2 separate regions of the Homo sapiens genome follow, and region 1 is linked to region 2. A link is a contact called in ENCODE Hi-C data. All regions are on one chromosome and are shown on one strand. Each heading gives the region's core, a stretch centred on a gene start or an enhancer-like site at or near the end of the contact. The rest is flanking DNA. Distances are from core to core; before and after follow the strand shown. Region 1 holds the start of MACIR (macrophage immunometabolism regulator). Region 2 holds the start of SLCO4C1 (solute carrier organic anion transporter family member 4C1).

Region 1 (3,524 bases), core at 659-3,158, 960 kb after region 2:
TTTATATGAATGCCATTTTTCTTTATAGGTTGAAGAGATCTTCCTAAAACACTAAAAAGCTCTGGGAAGGGATTCTGCATTAACTTGCACCTCTTATATGCCCCTCAGCCACGGCACTTGCAACCCACATCCAATCCGAGTGAAGACAATACCCAGTCAGTATCTCTAGGTGGCATAAACATATCCTTGATGGAGCCACACATAAAGCTATTATCAACCATTACTGCATGGTGAATTGGTTTATTAGGTGTTCTTTGTGACACTCAAGAACTGACTTAGGTTCTGATTGGGTGAAGATTCAGGGTTAGGATGGGAGCATAGAACACCACCCAGGGAGGGAGGCAATTTGGAGACAATGCCCTCAAGAGAGCTAGCCTTGAGCCTAATAAACTAAGAGGGGAACTTTATTGCTTTTGGCCAAAGCACACTGCCAAACTCTCAGCGCAAAGGGCAAGTACAAGACATTCTTCTGAAAAAGTTATAAGATTTCAGACAGGAAGAAATGAAATTAAGTCTCTTAATATAAAATATACAATGTTTTGGAGGTGGTTTTATGAGAATGATCATCAGGACAATACACTATTGTGTCAAACAGATTATAATCGGAAATAATTCTCGGTGTATTCTCCTAATGTACTGATGCAAAAAAAGTTTCTTCATTTATTTATTCATATTATGTTGTGCTAGCTTCTATATTTTTGAAATTACATGCAAATCTATGTCGGGAAAAAAAGTAACTGATGTTTTGTAAAATTGTTTAGGGAACATTCCTTAAAACTTATTCTTCCCTCTACCTTCCTTTACTTATTTTAGGGCACATAAGCAGTAGCATAAAATGGCTTATAGCTGAGCGGCCTCCGGGAGTGGTTCTGTTGGACTAGAGGTGTTTATATATTTTTTGCCTTTATATTATCAGGAACATATGTAGATTCTGGAACAAGTGTGAATCAAGACTCGTTTAAACTTATATTAATCTACTCCAGATTTATGTCTTTTATGTTAAGATAAAGCATTTTGTCTTTTAAAAAATAAAACTCTCTTGATTGGACACTGGTACCGAAATTTATAACACTTATAAACAATTTTGGGGTTCACCGACTGCGTACACATTCAGCCTTAGCCACTCAGTAGGCATATGACCTAAACTTTCTGCATTTTTAAAATGTGGATCATAATTGGTTACTTCCTCACAGAATGGTTATTGAGAGATGTAAATTTGGATATGCATGCCAGTAAATATTCTTATTGCTGAGCTTAACCAGTTCGGCAGAAATGTACATGAATTGAGAGAAGCAAATCTTCATCAAAGAAAATAATTTATTACAATAATAGACAAGATCAACATTTGTGCAAATTAAAAAATAGTTAATCCAATCAGAATCTGAATTTGAACTCCCCCCCCCGCCCCACCCCGCCACCTTCACTGGGTATTACGAGTTTTCGTAGACTGATCCTATAATTTTTAATTTCATGGCCTTCTAGTTTTCTGTACTTTTGCTTAGTGCTGAGCCCTTTAAGCAGAGACTCACAAGTGACAAATATCAGCACACCACTTAACTGAGGAAGCCGGAGTGTTCCCAGGTCCGCAAGTTGGAGCTCTTTAGTTGGAGTGCTGGGTTTAGACTAGAGAGCGGGTGTTGCGACTCCTCCTCCCCACCACCAGTCAACAACCCCGCCCACCCCCGCCAACTTCTTCTGGCCTCTTAGCGCCTTTCTGCAGCCAGCCGGCCCGCCCTTCCTCCGGGTGTCTGAGAGCTGGGCGCAGGAGGCGGGCTCAGCGCTGACGGGCTGCGCCTCTGCAGCCAGAGGGAGGAGGCGGGAAGGCGGGCGGAGGAGGAGGCGGAGGAGGAGGCGGAGGAGGGGGCGGGGACTAAGCAGGGCGGTAGCTGGCGCCGAGCGCGGTGGGAGAGGAGAGGGTACCCGGCTGGCTCGGCTGGCGGCCTCTGCCTGGATCTCGGCGCCGCAGTCCTGCGCCTCTCCCGCCCCTGTCTCCCGCTCCGCAGCCCCGGGCACGGCGGAGGCAGCGGAGCCCTGGGCCATCGGTAGGTTGCACGGGGACGACGGCTCCGTCTGTAACCTTTTGTGCTGCAGAAAAGGTGGTGGTTATGGGGGGCTTGGGGGAGTGGGTTTGCCCCAGGCTCCGATCCCCAGTGCCAGCCCTAATCGCGGCGCCGCCCCTTCCTCTCCGCCTCGTGTCTGGGCCGGGCGCACGATGCCCGCGGTGCTGGGGAAACCCGGCCGGACCAGCTTCTGCGATGGGCGGCGGGGCGGCCCCAGCGTCCCTTGGCCTTGGTGGACCGGTTCCCAGGCACCCGAAGGGGACTGGGGTCTGGTAAACTGGGTGGGGCCCGCGCGGGGTGCGGGGAGCTTGCGGTTCCCTGGCACAGGGGTGGGGCCGCAGACGCCGTGAGTGTGCAGCGCGTGTGAGTGTGCGGGGGCGTGCGCCCCCGTGTGCGCGCGTCGTGCGCTCGCTGGGGAGGTGCGGGGACTCGGCGACCCGGAGCGCCTCTCCCGCGGTGCCGCGGTGCGGAAGTCGGGGCGCGTTGGCGCGCACGCTCGCTCGCTCCCTCCCTTGGCCGCTGTTCCCGCACCGCGGGGCAGCGGGCCTGGAGGCCCCTTTGAGAAGTAGCTTTCCCCGGCCGGCGGCACCTTTGGCTGCGTGCCCGGCCGCGCTCAGGGTGCGACTGCCCGGGTCAGATAGCACCTCAGGGCGAGCCCCGGCGGTCTGATCTCGCCGACCCTCCTCGTCCTGGTTGCAACCCGCGTGCGAGGCCGCCCGCGCCCTCCGAGTGTCTGCCGGTGCAGTGGGGGTGGACTGGCCGGCTGTGGCCGTGTGTGCGCGTGTGGATTGGGGCCCGGTCCGAGCCAGAAGCTTAAGCGGCAGATGTCGGGCATTGCCACCCTCGCCCCACCTGTCGCGGGTGGACTTTGGGGCAGGTGGGAAGCGGAGGAGAGGGGTTTCGAGGCGGGTGGCAGTCAGACCTCCAGCAACGCGGCCCCATTGTGAAGCTGCCAAACTCTCTCTAGTGGTGGAATCTGCAGGTCTCCGCCAGAAAGGAGATGGGAACGCGAAGGGAATGATGGCCCCGTCCTTTTCCCCTTGCTAGTGTTCCACACGCTTAGGGACTCCCTGCCTCTCCTTCCACCTCAGTTTTCAACCCAGTGGGTTACTGATTTGGGTGGAACCAAGATTTCCGTGTGTGTGTGTGTGTGTGTGTGTGTTTGTGTGTGTGTGGTGCACAGGTAAAGCTGGAGCTGGGAACTTTTTATTTGAGCAGGAAGAATGGAGGCATTTTACAGTGTGCTTGCCGCTCCTAGCTGAAAGAACAATTCTTGCATATTTCTGATGTTACTAGACTCATTTTCCTTTTTTTTTTTTTTCCGAAGAGCCAACCTACAATTTAGGGTTGTTAGTTGTTTTATTTTCTCAAATCCTGTAATGCTGGATTGACACTATAGAGGTAGAAATGACCCTTTTGCAAAGTTTATTTTCCCAGTCATTTCAAAATATAGTATTGGTTATT
Region 2 (3,095 bases), core at 547-3,046:
AAAATGTTATATTTTGGAATAATATAGAAATTTCAGAGGAATTTTAAGATAATACACAAGATAAGACATTTTTTACTTGTGTCCAACTTTTTTATCTTCGCATTCCTTTGACACTGAGATGCTTCACAATTACCAATTTTGTAAAACTATGATCAAGACATTAATGGAGGGGAACTTTGGTAGGGACAAGAAAAGTGGACAGGGAAATAATTCTTCAACACAAATCTACCTTCAGTAGAAGAGCTGCAGCGGACTTGCAATCAATAAATGGTTACTTAGCATCTAATGCGCAAAGCAAGGGGCCCTGGGTTCCTTGAAGAGGAAGAATAAGAACAAAAAGTATACTTAGGCTTTGACTTAGTTTTCTATTAACTTAAAAAATGAGCTGTTTCCAACCCTCTAAAATCTATATTTCTAAGGTTGTATTTCTTCCAATTAATCCTTGACTGATTATACAGAAAATATTCTCGGACTATGACTCAAGTGACCAAAAAATATCTACATTCCAATTCAGCTAAGCTTCGGCATGTCCTTCTTGACTCCTCTCCACCTCTTCTCCACCCTTCCTCAAAGTCAACTCAGGTTAACTTCCTATTTTCCTTCAACCTCTGTATTGAACACACCAGAAGCAGCTTTAACCTTCCCTGTGCCTTCTTTCAAGGGAGCTGTTCTCCCTCCAGGATATCACTCCTCCAAACTGAGCTTAGATTGCAAGCCCCTGAGGGTATAAATCTGAACTGAATCTGTAACTCCCAAGAGAACCTAAAAGAGATCCTAGAACAAAACAGATGCTGGATAACTAATGTAACACAATGAAGATTAAGGCTCAACAACGTCGGGAGCCTTTGCTAATTTACTCACTGGGCTCCTCTGGTGACCACATACTCTCAAACTAAATACACTCACAAAACATGAATGTCTGTATCTAATTTATACGATAGATTTTTCATAGCTTTCTTCCTTGTAAGGCATCCCACTCCCACCTGCAAACGTATTACTCCTTCCCCTGAGGCAATGAAACAAATGTAAAAGTAAAATACCTTTAAAGAGTGCCTAGGTAAATTTTTGTCTTTATAATGTAAAATAAACTCCCCAGGGTATACCTTTCCCAAAGGAAGGTTCTTGTAATCTTCCCTGTAAGTCTTGAATCCGCTAAACTGAGGTAAAACACAAAAGAGAAAAAGGCTTGTATTGCAAGTTTGAACTGTAGTGATAAAGGAGAAGCTGAACTTTGGAAGGCTGGCTGGGGGCCGGTAGGTTGACCTTGGTGAGAGCGCAAGCAAGTTCCAAACCCGGGGCCACCTTGCAGGGCGCGTCCACCGTCCCACGGACCCCGCGCACCTGCCCTCTCCCCCGGCTGGCTCGCCGTGCCCACCTCGCTCTCCACTGGCCCGAGCCTCAAGCGGGCGCTGGACTTTACCTTGCGTGACGGCCAAGAGGCAGTAGTGAAGCAGAAAGCCTCCAGGTGTGTTGCAGCGCTGGAGACATTGAGGATGGAAGTTCCTCCAGCCGTAAGACCCCTCCTCAAACTCGGACAGCGACAGTGACCGGAGCTTCTCTTCGGAGACATTGGGAGGGGCTGAAGGCAGAGATGGCTCTGGTGACTTCTGGGGCTCCTGGGGCTTCTGAAGCTCCTGTGGCTGAGAATTCTCTCTTTGGGGGTCAGAGGACAAGGCAGAGACTTCGATTTGGGAGGGCGACGCAGACAAGCGGCGCAGGATGTCTGGGCTGGAGGGGACAAAAGCCAAGTTCTCAATACCTTTGGCGCTCTTCATGTCTGGATGGGTTCTCCCGACTCCGGTGCTTCAGAGCAGCAGAGCCAGGTCCCTCTCTGGCTCCTCCCACAGGCAGGTGACAGCGCCCCCGTGCGGGAAGCTTCCCGCCTCCTGGCCCTCCAGCCTCCAGCGCACTCTCCGCCACCGCCTGAACCTTCCTACTCCAGCTCGCAGCTGTCTGGAGCGCAGAGCGCTGAGCGGGGGCGTTAGCGCCCCAGCCTGTGGCTTTGGCGCTCAGCTGTGCCTCACCCGTCGCCTCAAGGACCAACCGGAAGGCGCGGCGTGGGCGTGCCACCCGGCGGCGGCCGAGTAGAGGGGGCGAGAGTTCTCACCCCACAGCCTTCGACCGGAGTCCGCCTCCGCCCAAGCCCCTGCGGTTCTGACCTGAGCCTTCAGCCCGCAGCGCGCCTCCCTTGAGCCCAAGCACTGGGAACACACAGAGACTGTGGGAGTCTCTGGCCATAAGCTCCCCTTGGGTGCTGACATGAAACCTGTAAACAGTTGCATCAGGAGATTGTTCAGGAAACTATCTTGCGTTTTCTTCCTTTGCTGCTTACCAAAGCAGTCTAGGCTTGGACTCCAAGAATCAAGACGTCAGAGGTATACTTTGGTTCATGAGCATCTTGATAAGACTCTTGCCTGTCATCCTGTTACTGGTAGAAGGTGTCCAGGTTCTTGGCATCTTGAAGAAAGAATTGAAGAAAACGCACAAACAAAGCAAGGAAGGAATGAAGGGGTTTATTGAAAATGAAAGTACACTCCACAGTGTGGGAACGGGCGAGCATAGGGGCTCAAAGGCCCGGTTACAGAATTTTGGGGAGTTTAAATACCCCCTAGAGGATTCCATTGGTTACTTTGGGTATGCCCTATGTAAAGGGAGAAGATGAAGTAAAGTTACAAAGTCATTTATGGCCTACGCCCTATGGAGAGGATATTTCCTGTTACAGCTGAAGTGTGAATAGGCCTTATGTTTCCTGCCTCCAGACCCTATTTTCCTGCCTCAGTCCTCCTTAGAAAAAGAAATCCACCCCACCCCACCCCCATCACCACCAGGATGAACATCACAGCATAACCACTGCTTTGCTTTTCCTTCTCCGAAACTGAAGGACCAGAAATTGTCTCTCTGCTGTATATTGCATATGTAAGATATACAGTGATGACAATCATGTAAATAATTTCTACCGGGCCAGGCGCGGTGGCTCACGCCTGTAATCCTAGCACTTTGGGAGGCTGAGGCGGGTGGATTACCTGAGGTCAGGAGTTCAAGATTAGCCTGGCCAACATGGTGAAACACTGTCTTTACTAAAAATACAAAAATTA

What was found. Hi-C counts contacts between places; a loop is a spot of excess contacts on that map. Pooled maps may share reads with other maps.
Region 1: a loop to region 2 is called in a map of naive thymus-derived CD4-positive, alpha-beta T cell, with 3 times the contacts of the local background. The contact joins the promoter of MACIR here to the promoter of SLCO4C1 in region 2. A Hi-C loop is called at or near these places in 1 of 168 maps with a recorded cell type or tissue (naive thymus-derived CD4-positive, alpha-beta T cell), 9 of 37 single-sample maps with no recorded cell type and 11 of 50 pooled maps.

The regions. Positions count from the first base shown.
Region 1 is chr5:103,256,855-103,260,378 of GRCh38, forward strand. It overlaps MACIR (macrophage immunometabolism regulator), which reads left to right and starts at 1,909. Exons shown (of 3, transcript NM_033211.4): 1 at 1,909-2,042. RefSeq lists silencers at 1,570-2,079, 2,290-2,669.
Region 2 is chr5:102,294,488-102,297,582 of GRCh38, forward strand. SLCO4C1 (solute carrier organic anion transporter family member 4C1) reads right to left here and starts at 1,797. Exons shown (of 13, transcript NM_180991.5): 1 at 1,421-1,797. The coding sequence starts at 1,775. RefSeq lists an enhancer at 1,563-1,762.